2 separate regions of the Homo sapiens genome follow, and region 1 is linked to region 2. Evidence: read pairs that join two places in POLR2A ChIA-PET (ENCODE). Cell type or tissue: Panc1. All regions are shown on one strand.

What was found. Peaks named below come from ENCODE experiments on the same cell type or tissue, not always from the same donor. Only the 100,000 strongest peaks of a DNase experiment are listed, where the experiment ranks them.
Region 1: POLR2A ChIA-PET joins it to region 2 with 6 read pairs; 8 of 35 experiments call an interaction of 5 or more read pairs at or near these places.

Annotation. Positions count from the first base shown.
Region 1 is chr21:36,340,821-36,348,820 of GRCh38, forward strand. It overlaps MORC3 (MORC family CW-type zinc finger 3), which reads left to right. Exons shown (of 17, transcript NM_015358.3): 6 at 579-726; 7 at 3,759-3,887; 8 at 4,092-4,211. Among named protein-coding and RNA genes, the nearest start is that of MORC3, 25 kb to the left of the region's middle. In Panc1, no CTCF peak of the experiment used is centred here; no DNase peak of the experiment used is centred here.
Region 2 is chr21:36,256,046-36,264,045 of GRCh38, forward strand. DOP1B (DOP1 leucine zipper like protein B) reads left to right here. Exons shown (of 37, transcript NM_001320714.2): 24 at 4,632-4,687; 25 at 7,501-7,605; 26 at 7,703-7,769. LOC124905072 (small nucleolar RNA U13) reads right to left here and starts at 2,486; the gene lies at 2,381-2,486. In Panc1, a CTCF peak has its summit at 4,629; a DNase peak (open chromatin) is centred at 4,626; H3K4me3 peaks cover 545 bases; H3K27ac peaks cover 728 bases.

The DNA.
Region 1 (8,000 bases), 85 kb after region 2:
GAGACAGGGTTTTGCCATATTGACCAGGCTGGTCTTGAACTTCTGACCTCAGGTGATCCACATGCCTCAGCCTCCCAAAGTGGTAGGATTACAGGCGTGAGCCACTGCACCCAGCCAGTTTGCACTTTTTTCTTGCTGAGTAGTGTTTCATTGTATGTATGGAACCCAGTGTGTTTACCTATTCAAGACATCTAGGTTTGTAGTTTTGGGATATTACAAATAAAGCTGTAAACATTTGTGTACACAGTTTTGTGGGAATATAGTCTTCATTTTTCTGAAATAAATATCTAGAAGTGTAATTGCTGTATCATATAGTACTTGCATTTTATTTTCTAAGAAATGCCAGACTGTTTTCCTGAGTGTTTTCCTACCAGCAGTGTATGAGTGTTACAGTTTCTCCACATCATCCAGGATCCGTTTTCTTTCTTTTTCTCTTGCCTTTGCACCCCCAACCCCCCACTGACGTGCACCATGTGTAGGTTTATTTATTTGCTTACCTTTTTAATGACTTACAGTGTTTGCTGGCTTATCTTGCTGTGAAGTTAAATTTTGGTTCTTTCTAAAAATTATTTTTACAGCTACAAAAATGCAACAGAGTTCGATTTTGAAAAGGATAAATATGATATCAGAATTCCCGAGGATTTAGATGAGATAACAGGGAAGAAGGGGTACAAGAAGCAGGAAAGGATGGACCAGATTGCCCCTGAGAGTGACTATTCCCTGAGGGTATGTATTCAGCTCTCTTTGTGGAAGTGAGAAAATCATTGAATGCTGGTAGTATTAGGAGAGGTCATGTTACCTGCTTGTGATAGAAAGGCTGCCAGTGCTCTCTAAATGAAAGTATCTCAGACATGATTTTCCCTGGCCCACTCAGCCTGGGCAACAGAGTGAGGCTGTATCACACACACACACAAATTTAGTTAAACTTTTCATTAGCACACTGGTTGATTTATTTGTTTGGAAACCCTTTTTAAATTATGAAGTCGTCAGGCCTAACAATGCTTGTAGTTTTTACTATATGCTGACATTATTATCTTATTAGAATCAATATATTAGTCAGTATATGGTGGCCAGACTAATTCAAAAAACAACAAATTCAAAGTCTTATTAAATTTTAACGTATTTGCCCGTGCACGGTGGTTCACACCTGTAATCCCAGCACTTTGGGAGGCCAAGGTGGGTGGATCACAAGGTCAGGAGTTCAAGACCAGCCTGGCCAAGATGGTCTTGAACTCCGTCTCTACTAAAAATGCAAAAATTAGTTGGGCACGGTGGCAGGCACCTGTAATCCCAGCTACTCGGGAGGCTGAGGCAGGAGAGTCGCTTGAACCTGCAGGTGGGGCAGTGCGGTTCACGGAGGTTGCAGTGAGCGGAGATTGTACCACTGCACTCCAGCCTAGGTGACAGAGTGAGACGCCATCACACACACACAAAAAATTTAACGTATTCTAGAATACATACCTTAATTGTCCTCCTAAAGCAATAAATTATAGACTATAGTTAGATAAGGTACATTAATATAATTTTGTGATAAATGCCTCTAGGATTTTCCCTTTAGAAATGAGGTTTTTGTTTTTTTGTTTTTCTTTTTGGAGATTAGGTCTTTGGGTGTCACTCTCTCACCCAGGCTGGAGTGCAGCGGTGAGATCTCAGCTCACTGCAGCCTCTGCCTCCTGGCCCCAAGCAATCCTTCCACCTCAGCCTCCTGAGTAGCTGGGACTGCAGGCGTGTGCCACCACACCCGGCTATTTTTTTGTATTTTTGGTAGAGACGATGTTTCACCAAGTTGTCCAGGCTGATCTCAAACTCTTGGTCTCAAGTGATCCACCTGCCTCAGCCTCCCAAAGTGCTGGGATTACAGGTGTGAGCCTCTGCACCTGGTCAAAATGAGTATCTGTTTAAGATTAAAAGAAATGGGCTAGGCACAGTGGCTCACACATGTAATCCCAGCACTTTGTGAGGCAGAGACGGGTGGATCACCTGAGGTCAGGAGTTGGAGACCAGCCTGGCCAACATGGTGAAATCCTGTCTCTACTAAAAATAGAAAAATTAGCTGGGCACGGTTGCGGGAGCCTGTGATCCCAGCGGCTTGGGAGGCTGAGGCAGGAGAATCCCTTGAACCCGGCAGGCAGAGGTTGTGGTGAGCCAAGACCGCACCATTACACTCCAGCCTGGGCAACAAGAGTGAAACTCTGTCTCAAAAAATAAAAATAAAAAAAAGATTGGAGAAATTAATATCTTGATATAATAATGTCGATAAATTAATATCAAGGTTTTTTTGTTTGTTTGTTTGAGACGGAGTTTTGTTCTTGTTGCCCAGGCTGGAGTGCAATGGCATGATCTTGGCTCACCACAGCCTCCACCTCCTGGGTTCAAGGGATTCTTCTGCCACAGCCTCCCAACTAGCTGGGATTACAGGCATGCGCCACCATGCCCGGCTAATTTTGCATTTTTAGTAGAGACAAGGTTTCACCATGTTGGCCAGACTGGTCTCGAACTCCCGACCTCAGTGATCTGCCTGCCTCGGCCTCACAAAGTGTTGGGATTACAGGTGTGAACCACCGTGCCCGGCCAATATCAAGTTTTTTAGTTGTTTTGATAAGACATGTGATACTAACTTTTTGCTTTCTTTTTTTTTTTTTTTTTGAGACAGAGTCTCACTCTGTTGCCTAGGCTGGAGTGCAGTGGCGTGATCTCGGCTCACCACAACCTCCGGCTCCTGGGTTCAAGCGATTCTTCTGGCACAGCCTCCTGAGTAGCCAGGACTACAAGCATGCACTACCCTGCCTGGCTAATTTTTGTATTTTTAGTAGAGACAGGGTTTCACTATGTTAGCCAGGCTTCTCTTGAACTCCTGACCTCGTGATCCGCCCGCCTCGGCCTCCCAAAGTGCTGGGATTACAGGAATGAGCCACCTTGCCTAGCCACTTTTTGCTTTATTTCTTGTGTTGATATTATTCTTTAATCCCAAGCTGTGGATGTATTTGTCATTTACAGATTTTTCATGTAATTTTTGCTAAGGTCTTAGCAATTACATTATTAGTAATAGTAATAGTAAATAGTAGTATTACTATTTACTAAAATAGTAAATAGCAGATATTTACTGTTCCTTGATGTATCCTAATGTGTTCCTAGTGTTGAAAAAGTCTTATTCAAGTATGAAACAGGTTCAGAGGCAGCCAGAGAAGATGGTATGGTTTTAGTACACTACAAAATACAGTGTTTTTTAAATGACGCAAAGCACCACTTCTTTTGAAATCAAGAGTCAGGAAAAGTAGGAGAAGCTTTTAAGTTTTAGTTTTGTGTTGAATCTTTTTTTTTTGAGGTGGGGGGGTCTCCCTCTGTCCCCCACACTGGAGTGCAGTGGTGTGATCTCGGCTCACTGCAGCCTCCGCCTCCATACTTGACAGAAAAATCAGAAAATGTACCTTTTTGTACATATATACATTTTTTAAAATTAAAATGTGATCATACCATACGTGCTGTTTTGTAATCTTTTTCACTTAGTAATAAATATATCAGCATCTATATAGATCAGTTGATTGTATTCTGCAAGTCATTTTTACTGGCTGCGGTATATTGAGCTTATTTTTAATGAAAAATAACCAAATCAGAATAACATACAGCTTTATAGCCTATTTTATTGAAGAGTTAATTGATCTTTTATCAAGTTAATAGGAGAGCTTCTGTGTAAATCCATGTCTAAGTAATGGTGAGCAAACCTGTAGATACTAACTTCTTGTTATGTTATTTTCCAGGCTTATTGCAGTATATTATATCTAAAGCCAAGAATGCAGATCATCCTACGTGGACAGAAAGTGAAGACACAGCTGGTTTCGAAGAGTCTTGCCTACATCGAACGTGATGTTTATCGACCAAAATTTTTAGTATCCTTTTTCTGATTCCTTATAGAGATATGTTAGTCAGGTGTATTCTCTTTTGCCCCTTTCCCCTTATATGCTGATAGGGATTCTAGTCTGCTCTAGCTTTGCCCTCCTTTGTGTGCTTTTGGACTTACCAAATAATGAAATAGAAAGGATGATTTGAACTGAGTGAGGTGTTGTGTTCAAAATTTACCTTAATATTTTAAGTCTAAAACAGTGAGAATTACCTTTGGATTCAACTGCAGAAATAAAGATCATTATGGGATAATGATGTATCACAGAAATAGACTCATCAAAGCTTATGAAAAAGTTGGATGTCAGTTAAGGGTAAGCTTTATTTTTTATTTGAAAAGAAAATGTCTATTTTCCACAAAAGTTAGGATAATATATGCTCTTGAGTCAAATGTTAAATAATTTTATTGTACCTTTTGCCTATAGCTTTTTAATGTAAATTTGTAAAAAATAACACTGTGGTATTTGAACTTTTATTAACTCCCCTCCCCTCCCCTCCCTTCCCCTCCCCTGCCCTGCCCTCTCCTTTCCTTTCCCTTCCTTTTTTTTGAGACGGAGTCTGAGTCTTGCCCAGGCTTCAGTGCAGTGGCACAATCTTGGCTAAACTCACTGCCATATTCACCTTCTGGGTTCAAGTGATTCTGCTGCCTCAGCCTCCCAAGTAGCTGGGACTACAGGTGCATGCCACCACGCCTGGTTTTTTTTGTTTTTTGTTTTTTTTTTGAGACAGAGCCTTGCTCTGTCGCCCAGGCTGGAGTGCAGTGGCGATATCTCGGCTCACTGCAGCCTCTGCCTTCTGGGTTCAAGCAATTCTCCTGCCTCAGCCTTCCAAGTAGCTGGGACTACAGGCACGTGCCGCCACGCCTGGCTAATTTTTGTATTTTTAGTAGAGGTGAGGTTTCAGTGTGTCAGCCAGCATGGTCTTGATCTCCTGACCTGGTGATCTGCCTGCCTCAGCCTCCCAAAGTTCTGGGATTACAAGCGTGTGCCACCGCACTCGGCCAGTTGTTTTGTATTTTTAGTAGAGACGAGGTTTCACCGTGTTGTCCAGGCTTGTCCCAAACTCCTGACCTCAGGTGATCCACCCGCCTCGGTCTCCCAAAGTGCTGGGATTACAGGTGTGAGCCACCGCGCCCGGCTTTATTTTTATTTTTTGAGAGACTCTACCTGGCTGGAGTGCAGTGGCGCAATTTTGGCTCACTGCAGCCTCTGACTCCCAGGTTCAAGTGATCCTCGCACCTTAGCCTCCTGAGTAGCTGTGACTACAGGTGCATGCCAGCACCTTAATTTCTTTTATTTATTTATTTGTTTGTTTATTTTTTGAGATGGAGTCTCACTCTGTCACCCAGGCTGGAGTGCAGTGGTGTGATCTCAGCTCACTGCAACCTCCACCTCCCTGGTTCAAGCGATTCTCGGGCCTTAGCCTCCCAAGTAGCTGGGACTACTGGCGTGTGCCGCTATGCCAGGCCAAATTTTGTATTTTTAGTAGAGACGGCTTTACCATGTTGACCAGGCTGGCCTCAAACTCCTGAACTCAAGTGATCCACCCACGTCGGCTTCTCAGCGTGCTCAGATTACAGGCCTGAGGCAATGCGCTCGGCCTAGTATATTAATTTTGTATTTGATCCTGAACAGCCCTGAGGTGGGGACAGAATATTTCTTTTATCCCTATTTTATGCATAAGGAAGTTGGGGACCAGACACAGTGGCTCATTCCTGTAATCCTAGTGCTTCGTGTGGCTGAGGTAGGAGGATTGCTTGAGGCCAGTGCTTCAAGACCAGCTTGGGCAACATACCAAGTCTCTACCTCAGCTGAGTACGGTGCCTTACACCTGTAATCCCAGCATATTTGAGAGGTCTGGGCCGGGGGATTGCTTGAGCCCAGGAGTTCAAGACCAGCCTGGGCAATGGGGCAAAACCCTGTCTGTACAAAAAAATACAAAAATTAGCTGGGCCTGGTGGTGCATGCCTGTGGTCCCAGCTACCAGGAGGCTGAGGTGGGAGGATTGCTTGAGCCCAAGAAGTTGAGGCTGTAGTGAGCCAAAATTGTGCCTCTGCTTTTCAGTCTAGGCAACAGGGTGAGGTCCTATCTCAAACAAACAAACAAACAAAAATCGTCTCTACAAAACAATAAAAACAAATTAGCCAGGTGTGGTTGTACGTCCTTGTAGTCTTAGTTATTTGGGAGGCTGAGGTGGGAGAGTGCTTGAGCCCTGGAGTTTGAGGCTACACTGAGCTATGATTTTTGCCCCTGTACTCCAGCCTGGGCAACAGAGTGAGACCCTGTCTCTTAAAAAAAAAAAAAAAAAAACAAAGAAATTGGGGCAAATAACAAATAGATGAAGCAAGTTGCTTAAGACATAACAGCGTGGATCTCAGACACAAACACATCATTTGACTGCATTTGGATATGGATCCATTGCATATTTTTAAGATTTTGGTGATAATTCTTTGTCTTAACTTTATTCTGAGTTTTTTGTAGAATGATGTGAGATCTACACAGTATACCAATGCAGATTCACCTTGAATACCACTTAACAGGGGTTCTGACTCTGCTTCACCTACTTTACATGGCATGAGCCCAAATATAGCATATTTGCAGAAGTAAATGAACTTTATGTCTACCACAGAATGTAAATTTTTTTCTTTTTATCACCTATGAATCTGACTTAACCAAGATATATAGCCCATTTTCCCAACCGAGTTAAATTTGTACTGTACATATTTCCTAGTTAAGCTCGACCTTGTAAAGATAGGCTGTTACAGCTAAATTACAATGTTTATCTTTACCAGATGATGGACTGGGCCTAGTATTTGCATTCTGTGGATTCGGTAAACATTAAATAAGTATCAGATACCCATTGTGATTTGCTGTGCTGGGTGCTCAGCATAAAAAGTTGGTAAAATACAGAGCATGCCCTCAAAGCTCAGTTTTGTGAGGGGACTGTGGAACATCCTTGGAAGCATCAGAAAAGGCTTCTTAGAGAAAGTGTTGATTGAAATGAGTCTCAGTTGATTTCACTGTGCTGCAAAGTCTGGAAGGGCTTTCCAGGCAGAGACAACATGTGCAAAGGCAGAGAAAGAGGCTTCTGAGAGTATGACATCATAAAGGGAGTAATTTGATGTGGCTGGACCATATTTTAAGTGGAGAACAGAGGAATGAGAGAGACAGGATAAGGCTGGAAGGAAGATGGATAAGAACCACAAATTGAAGGATATTGTTATTACTGTAGTTTAAAAATAGTCTGAAATGGTGAACCTGATGGTTTTTAATAGAGCAGAATTAGGATTAGTTGTATGGTTTGGTCTATAGTTGGGTTTATAAAAATTTTCATTTTATGAGTTACACATTTTACTTTTTTCTTCATAGACTAAGAAGTATAGCTACAATCATGAACAAAATATACTTGTTAGTCACACGTAGATAATCAGAAGATGACTCATATACTTTGAGTTCAACATTTTAGCTAGCAGATTTAAAAAATAACTAATTTAACCAACCTAGATTTTTACTTCATTGTTAGCAACTGGATACCTAACTTTGGGTAAATGACTTTAACTTTTATCTCACAAACGTATGGAATATTGCCTTTCAGAGCCTTTGCTAGTCACTACAAGATCAGGATGAATTATTTGTGGTTTCTGTTCTCTAAGAAATTGTATCCTAGTAGAGGTAGTCCTCTTTTCTTTTCTTTTTTTGTCTTTTTGAAAGATGGAGTTTTACTCTTGTTGCCCAGGCTGGAGTGCAATGGCACGATCTCAGCTCACTGCAACCTCCGCCTGCCAGGTTGAAGCAATTCTCCTGCCTCAGCCTCCTGAGTAGCTGGGATTACAGGTGCATGCCACCACACCCGGCTAATTTTTTGTATTTTTAGTAGAGATGGGATTTCACCATGTTGGCCAGGCTGTTCTTGAACTCCTGACCTCAGGTGATCTGCCCACCTCGGCTTCCCAAAGTGTTGGGATTACAGGCGTGAGCCATCGCCCCTGGCAGGTAGTCCTTTTTCTCTTGTATAACATTGGGGATGTTAATACTTGTCTAAATGGATACTTGTCAACAATCAAAGGGTTTTTGAGGAAGGCTCTAGTGTATTTAGAAATTAAC
Region 2 (8,000 bases):
CAGAGCTGTTTTGCTCTTAATTAACTAATTTAATAAAAACCAGGGATTTATTTCAATCTTGAAATAATTGCCTTCTGTCGAACAGTTTAAAATCATACAGTTAGCAAAAATTTAAGAATAATCTAAATGAAAATTAGGGGGGCCGGGCATGGTGGCTCATGCCTGTAGTCCTAGCACTTTAGTCCAGGAGTTCGAGACCAGCCTGGGCAATGTAGGGAGACATCATCTCTACAGTAAATTTAAAAATTAGCTGGGTGTGGTAGTGCACACCTGTAGTCCCAGCCACTTGGGAGGCTGAGACAGGAGGATCAGTTGAGCACAGGAGTTCGAGGTTGCAGTGAGCTATGATTGAGCCACTGCACTCCAGCCTGGGTGACAGAGTGAGACCCTGTCCAAAAAAAAGAAAATTCGTGCAATGGAAAAAGTGATTATTAAAAAATATAGCTATACTTGAACAGGTGTTTGTGTACCGATGTTCATAGCAGCATTATTCACAGCAGCCAAAAGGTGGACGCAATCCCTGTGTGTCTCAGTGGGTGTGCGGATAACAAAGTGAGATCTGTGCGTGCAGCGCGTTAGTACTCAGCCTCGAGAGGAATGAAATTCTGACACGTGCTACACAACATGGATGTCAGATCCTCAACATGGATGAACCTTGAAGACATTAAGTTGAATGAAATAAGCCAGTCACAAGAGGACTAACACAGTTCTATATCTGGAAAAAAAAAAACAACTGTGTCCTCACTCAACAACATAACAATCAACACAGAAGACTTCTCTTACCCCAAATATGCGGGGAGTTCTCCCCACCAGCAAGCAAGCAATTGATTCCGCAGTGGACACCAGTTGGGTGTCCTCCAATTCAATTCCTACTCTATCTGCTTGGAGATAGTGTCAGATCCCACAGGGTGAGGGCTCAGTCCCCAAGAGCACCCTTCACTTCAGACACCAGTCACAAGTCTGGGCCTCTGGAACTTCTGACTGACTAGCTTCAAGTTGGGATTCCCACGAACCCCCTCTTTGGGTTCAGTTAATTTGTCAGAGCAGCTCCCAGAACTCCAGAAACACGTTTACTGGTTTATTATAAAGGCTACTACTGAGGATACAAATGAAGGGATGCGTAGGGCAAGGTATGGGGGAAGAGGTGCAGAGCTCCTGTGCCCTCCGTGGGCACAGAACCTTCATGTGCTCTGCTCTCTGGAAGCTCACCAAACCCAGTCCTCTTGGGCCTTTTATGGAAACTTCATTGGATGGGTATGACTAAAGCATGGACAACCGTGTCGAAGTGTGATTGGACAAAAAGAGTGTGATCTAATACTTAATACAGTGACTGGGGAAACCTAGCAGGGCCTGCCTGTTCAGATTCTTCTTGGCCTGTCTGCACAGCACTGCTTCCTCCAGGGTGTGGGACAGGACCCTCTCCAGAATGAGGGTCTTATGAACCGTAGTCAGATTAGAGTCCTGCCTTGGGGCAGGTCAAAGGAGGGCAGGAGTTATGAACCAAGAACTGCAGACAAACACGTAAAAACATAGGTTGATACGTAGATAGATGATAGATAGATAGATAGATAGATAGATAGATAGATAGATAGATAGAAGTAGTTAGGTAAATAGATAGATGTAGGTAGGTAGGTAGATGTAGGTAGGTAGGTAGAGAGATGGATGTAGGTAGGTAGGTAGGTAGATAGATGTAGGTAGGTAGGTAGATGTAGGTAGGTAGGTAGAGAGATGTAGGTAGGTAGGTAGGTAGATGTAGGGTAGGTATGTAGATAGATGTAGGTAGGTAGGTAGATGTAGATAGGTAGGTAGGTAGAGAGATAGATGTAGGTAGATGTAGTTAGGTAGGTAGGTAGATGTAGGTAGGTAGATAGATGTAGGTACGTAGGTAGATAGGGAGATAGATGTAGGTAGATGTAGGTAGGTAGGTAGATGTAGGTAGGTAGGTAGATGTAGGTAGGTAGGTAGATAGGTAGAGAGATAGATGTAGTTAGATGTAGGTAGGTAGATAGATGTAGGTAGGTAGGTAGATGTAGGTAGATAGATAGATAGATGTAGGTAGGTAGATAGATATTATGATTTTAGAGTGTTAAAGGGTGGCTCACTCCTGTAATCCCAGCACTTTGGGAAGCCGAAGCAGGGGGATTGCTTGAGCCCAGAAGTTTAAGACCAGCCTGGGCAACAAAGTAAAACCTTGACTCTAAAAAGAAAAAAAAAATTAGCCAGGCATGGTATGCACCTGTAGCCTCAGCTACTTGGGAGGCTGAGGTGGGAGAATCACTTGAGCCAGGGAAGTTGAAGCTGCATTGAGTCAAGATCACGCCACTGCACTCCAGTACAGAGCAAGACCCTGTCTGAAAACAAAAGAAAGACTTTTTTTTTTTTTCACATCAGACAATGTGCCGACCATTGTAACAAAGTTTGAGGGTGGCACATATCACGCATGTGCGTGAACACCCAATCATCACACTAATGAACTGCAGATGAATCGGAAGACTTTTTTTTCAGCCATTTTTTTCAGCCTCACATATGACACGGGGCAGCCCCCTATAGAAATGTCCAGGCCCCGAGGGCCTGGCCGTTGGGCGTCACCCAGTCAGTTATCCTCCAGCTCCTGGTCTCTTCCTTCGTTCCAGTGTTAATCGACAATGCTCTATGTGCACTGAGTGGTGTCGTGGAGGCTAAATAGTGGAAAAAGCAATTCCTGCCCTCAGTCCTCCTATATTCTAGGTTGGCAAAGAAGAGAGAAGAGAAGAGAAGCCATCCTAAAAAATAACAGCACTGCGAGGCCAGGTTATGGAGCGAGCTCAGTCAGTGCTTAAGGCTTCGAATGTAAAAGGACCCGGATGACTTCCACAGTATTTCTTGGGGATCTGGCCCAGGTCTCCCAATCTTCCAAGAACGTATGGTCATCCTGTTGCCTTTCACTGTTTTTTTTTTTTTTTTTTTTTGAGACGAAGTCTTGCTCTGTCGCCCAGGCTGGCGCAATCTCGGCTCACTGCAAGCTCCACCTCCCAGGTTCATGCCATTCTCCTGCCTCAGCCTCCCTAGTAGCTGGGACTACAGTCGCCCGCCACCACGCCCGGCTAATTTTTTGTATTTTTAGTAGAGACAGGGTTTCACCGTGTTAGCTAGGATGGTCTCGATCTCCTGACCACGTGATCCACCCGCCTCGGCTTCCCAAAGTGCTGGGATTACAGGCGTGAGCCACTGCGCCCGGGCTTTTTTTTTTTTTTCTTTTTTTTTGAGATGGAGTCTCGCTCTGTTGCCTAGCCTAGAGTGCAGTGGCGTGATCTTGGTTCACTGCAACCTCTGCCTCCTGGGTTCAAGCAATTGTCCTGCCTCTGCCTCCTGAGTAGCTGGGATTACAGGCTTGCGCCACCATGCCCAGTTAATTTTTTTGTATTTTTAGTAGAGATGGGGTTTTGCCATGTTGGCCACGCTGGTCTTGAATGCCTGACCTCAAGTGATCCACCCGCCTTGGCTTCCCAAACTTCCGGGATTATAGGTGTGAGCCACCGTGCCTGGCCTCCTTTCATTCTTGTCCATAAATGTTAGGAGTGGGAATGGTGCTCCACAGGGCGGTCTGTGCTGCTGCAGGCTTGGTCGCCGTAGAACCAAGGGGTTCTTCGAGGTCCTGAAGACAGCTCTGCAGAGGCTATGACAGCCAGAGCGAGTGTGTTTAGGTTGTATTCCTTCACATTACTTGAATTTCTACAAATACCTGCAATTTCTAGTCTTTCCTGGGCTATAAAGGAACCGGATTTTATCTAGCTGACTGATTTTTGGCGGTTCAAATAACAAAACTACATTTTGTGGTTAGTTTAGTTAATTAATAGCTGCAAATAGCTTTTTACAAGCAAGGAGGGGGTAAAATATGTGTTTTAGAACTTGTTTCCAAGTAGTTCCAGCCACAGGGTTTTTGGGGAAGCTGTCTGAGCTGGGCTTGGAGTCATCTTCTAAACTAAGAACTAGAATTTTTTGGCCGGGTGCGGTGGTTCTACTTGGGAGGCTGAGGCACGAGGATCGCTTGAACCTGGGAAGCGGAGGTTGCAGTGAGCTGAGATTGCACCAGTGTACTCCAGCCTGGGCAACAGAGCAAGACTCTTGTAAAAAGAAAAAAAAAAAAGGAAAGAAGGAATGCAAAGAAAGAAAAAGGAAAGGGAAGGGAAGGGGGAAGGGAAGGGGAAGGGAAGGGAGGAAGGGAGGGAGGAAGGAAGGAAGGAAAGAAAGAAAGAAAGAAAGAAAGAAAGAAGAATTAGAATTTTTTCTTGCCTCTTGGTAATCATATGCATTCACTGGAGTCAACACTGGCCCTAGCTTTCTGTTTGGGAAGTTCGGTTACAGTGCCAATTTTCCCGAAATGCCTGTTGACGCCTGGAATGTAAAGTAGGTGCACAGGGTGGGAGATCACTGTAGAAGTCTAAGGGGATGTGAATGATTTGGGGACTCATAGGACACACTTGTTTTAATTGTACATGATGGGCACTATCATGTCTGTTGTTATATCTGAAAGATTCTTTAGTCAAAAACCTTTGCTTTGTTAGGCTATAGATCTGTTTCATTTTGTATCTGAATTCTTTTAGCCTTATTTCCCACCAACTCGGAGTAATTGGTTTTACTTTCATTTTCAGAAATCGCCCCTAGTGGACATTCCTGTGTTGCAGTTTTGCTATGCTTTTCTCCAAAGGTAATACAGTCCCCCGTCCTCCAAAAACTTCCTTAAATACAGATGCTATTGCAGTGAGCATGCATAATAAATATCTGGTTTTATTTCTAGACTACTAGAGAGCCATTGTTCAGAAAATATCTTAAAGTTGTCATAATTTCTTCCCAAGGTATTGATCTATGCTTTTCCTTCTCCAGAGAGTTAACATCTTAAAATCTGTGCAGCGTACTTTGAACACTTTATATGAGCGAAGCTTTATGTGAGGCCTGTTAAACTTTAAAAGGCTTGGATTTGCATTAAATTGATACAGAAAAAGAAAAAAACCACATATAGGGAAGTGTTAAAGACCTCTTTTAGAAAAAGGAGAAATGGGCCAGGCGCGGTGGCTCACACCTGCAATCCCAGCACTTTGGGAGGTGGAGGCAGGCGGATCACTTGAGGCCAGGAGTTTGAGACCAGCCTAGTCAACATGGTGAAACCCTATCTCTACTAAAAATACAAAAATTAGTCCGGCATGGTGGCGTGCGCCTGTAATCCCAGCTACTCGGGAGGCTGAGGCAGGAGAATTGCATGAACCCAGGAGGCGGAGGTTGCAGCGAGCCAAGACCTCACCACTGCTCTCCAGCCTGGGTGACAGAGCAAGGCTCTGTCTCAAAAAAAAAAAAAAAAAAAAGGCAAAATGATTGTTTCTGGTGGCGTTCTCAGTGTGCCTTCCCATGTTTTATGTGGAGAGGTATCTGCTTTGATTTGCTAAGTTAATATATGTATTAGGTGTCTCAGCTAAGAGAGCATTAAAGGGGATTCCGCAGGTTTTTCCCCATGGATGAAAAAGAAGCTTTACTGGACCTCATTCAGATCTTACAATGGCTGCATCCCAGGTGCAGCTCTGTGTTGCAGAAAATGAGGGTGAGGTGGCTGGGTGCGGTGGCTCAACGCCTGTAATCCCAGCACTTTGGGAGGCTAGAGTGGGTGAGTCACTTGAGGCCAGGAGTTTGAGACCAGCCTGGCCAACGTGGTAAAACCCTATGTCTACTAAAACTACAAAAAATTAGCCAGGGCTTGGTGGCAGCATGCCTGTAGTCCCAGCTACTCGGGAAGCTGAGGCAGGTGAATCACTTGAACCCAGGAGGCAGAGGTTGCAGTGAGCTGAGATCACACCACTGCACTCCAGGCTGGGGGACAGAATGAGACTCTATCTCAAAAAGGAAAAAAAATGGGGGTGGGAAGGGTATAGACCACTTCTCAGGGAAGCCTCACTATGCCTACATAGCCATCAGGAGTCTCACTGTAAATAACTCCAACAACCAGGCACAGGCTCCTTGATTCACACAGTTAACATTACATAGTTATTCCCACTCACCACATTCTGAAGTTGCAGGACGGTAAATTGAGGCCTCCTGGTAGATGACCAGGGTGGGGTTAAATTCAGACCACTTCCCTTGTGAGCATCATTGTTGTTCTTTCCTCCAGGAGTTAAAGATGAGCCGGTCACTTCCCTCCTGTGACAGCGAATATATATTGCGTTGCTGGCGAATGTTGAGTGTAGTGGCCTGAGGGACAGCTGAGCTTTCCCAGGAGCTGCAGGTTAGATTTGGTCATCCTCCTTTTGCAGAGGAGAAACCGCCTAGGTCACACAATAGGTAGTAAGTTGGAGAACCAGGACTTGGACCTGGGACACTCTGACTGTAGTCTGAGCTTTCACTGCCTGGACTGTGCTTCCTCGCTTTGGAGCGGTGATCTCAGAATCCTCATCCTGAGAGCTACAGAGCGGGGTAGGCCAGTTTCCTGGTGAGTGTCCTGGGACCTAATGCTTTGCAGCCTTCTGACAGGTGATGCTGTGTTACCAGCCACTTCAGGGAAGCAGAATATTAGCACTAGAAAGGCCTGAGAGATCAGCCGGGCACGGTGGCTCACGCTTGTAATCCCAGCACTTTGGGTGACCGAGGCAAGTGGATTTACTTGAGGCCAGGAGTTCAAGACCAGCCTGGCCAACATGGTGAAACCCTACTAATCTCTACTAAAAATACAAAAAATTAGCCCAGTGTGTTGGCCCGCGCCTATACTCCCAGCTTGGGAGGCTGAAGAACGAGAATCGCTTAAACCCGGGGGGCAGAGGTTGCAGTGAGCTCAGATCGTGCCACTGCACTCCAGCCTGGGTGACAGAGCAAGACTCTATCTTAAAAAACAATAATAAAATAAATAAATAAATAAATAAAATAAAATAAAATAAAATAGAAGAAAGGCCGGGCGCAGTGGCTCACGCCTGTAATCCCAGCACTTTGGGAGGCCGAGGCGGGTGGATCACCTGAGGTCGGGAGTTCGAGATCAGCCTGGGCAACACGGTGAAACCCCGTCGCTACTAAAAATACAAAATTAGCCGAGCGTGGTGGCACATGCCTGTAATCCCAGCTATTCGGGAGGCTGAGGCAGGAGAATCGCTTGAACCTGGGAGGCGAAGGATGCAGTGAGCCGAGATCACGCCATTGCACTCCAGCCTGGGCAACAAAAGTAAATCTCCGTCTCACCAAAAAAAAAAAAAAAAAGGCCTGAGAGGTCAAGGTCGATCATCTAATTTAAGGCTTTTATTTTAGAGACAAAGAAACCAGGAGTATCTCACCTGCCAGCAGTAGGATTTCAGGTTCTCAAACTCCAAGTGTTTGCCAGAATACCAAAGTTTAGCTCATGTACATTGTAAGTTTTTAAAAAGAAAAAGGTCAGTGAGGTATGCTGTTTACCCTTTGCTTTCCAACTGCCAGGATCTTAAATATGCTTATAAATAAATGTATTTTGACTTGTTCGTGGTTGAGTATTTTTCCTATCTTTTAAAAAAACAGGCTCCCAGTACCAGCCTTGCAAGAGAACTTTTCTTCACTGTTGGGAGTATTGAAAGAGTCTGTACAGTTGAATCTAGCCCCACCTGGGTATTTTCTGCTTCTCAGGTATCATGTCACCACATTGTCATTGTGTAATATTTTCTCTTGGCACATATTTTATTTCTGCAGCATTTTTAATCTGAAGCTGATTGTCTCCCAACAGCATGCTGAATGACTTTGTAACAAGAACTCCCAACCTGGAAAACAAGAAGGACCAAAAAGACCTGCAGGTTTGTATATGAAAGAGGTTCAGCCAAATGATATTACCCCAGCAGTGCTGTCCTCCTTTGGGGGATATCAGATAGCAGGTAGACAAGAGACATTGGACAGAATCTGAGGTTAGCTTTGCACTTGTTCTCAAGTCTTACTTCTGCCATCACTGTCTCTAGAGAGTTCGGACAGTCCCGGGGCCCGGGTTTTCTGATGAAGGTTCTTGTGTAATGCTTGAGCAATCGATTGTG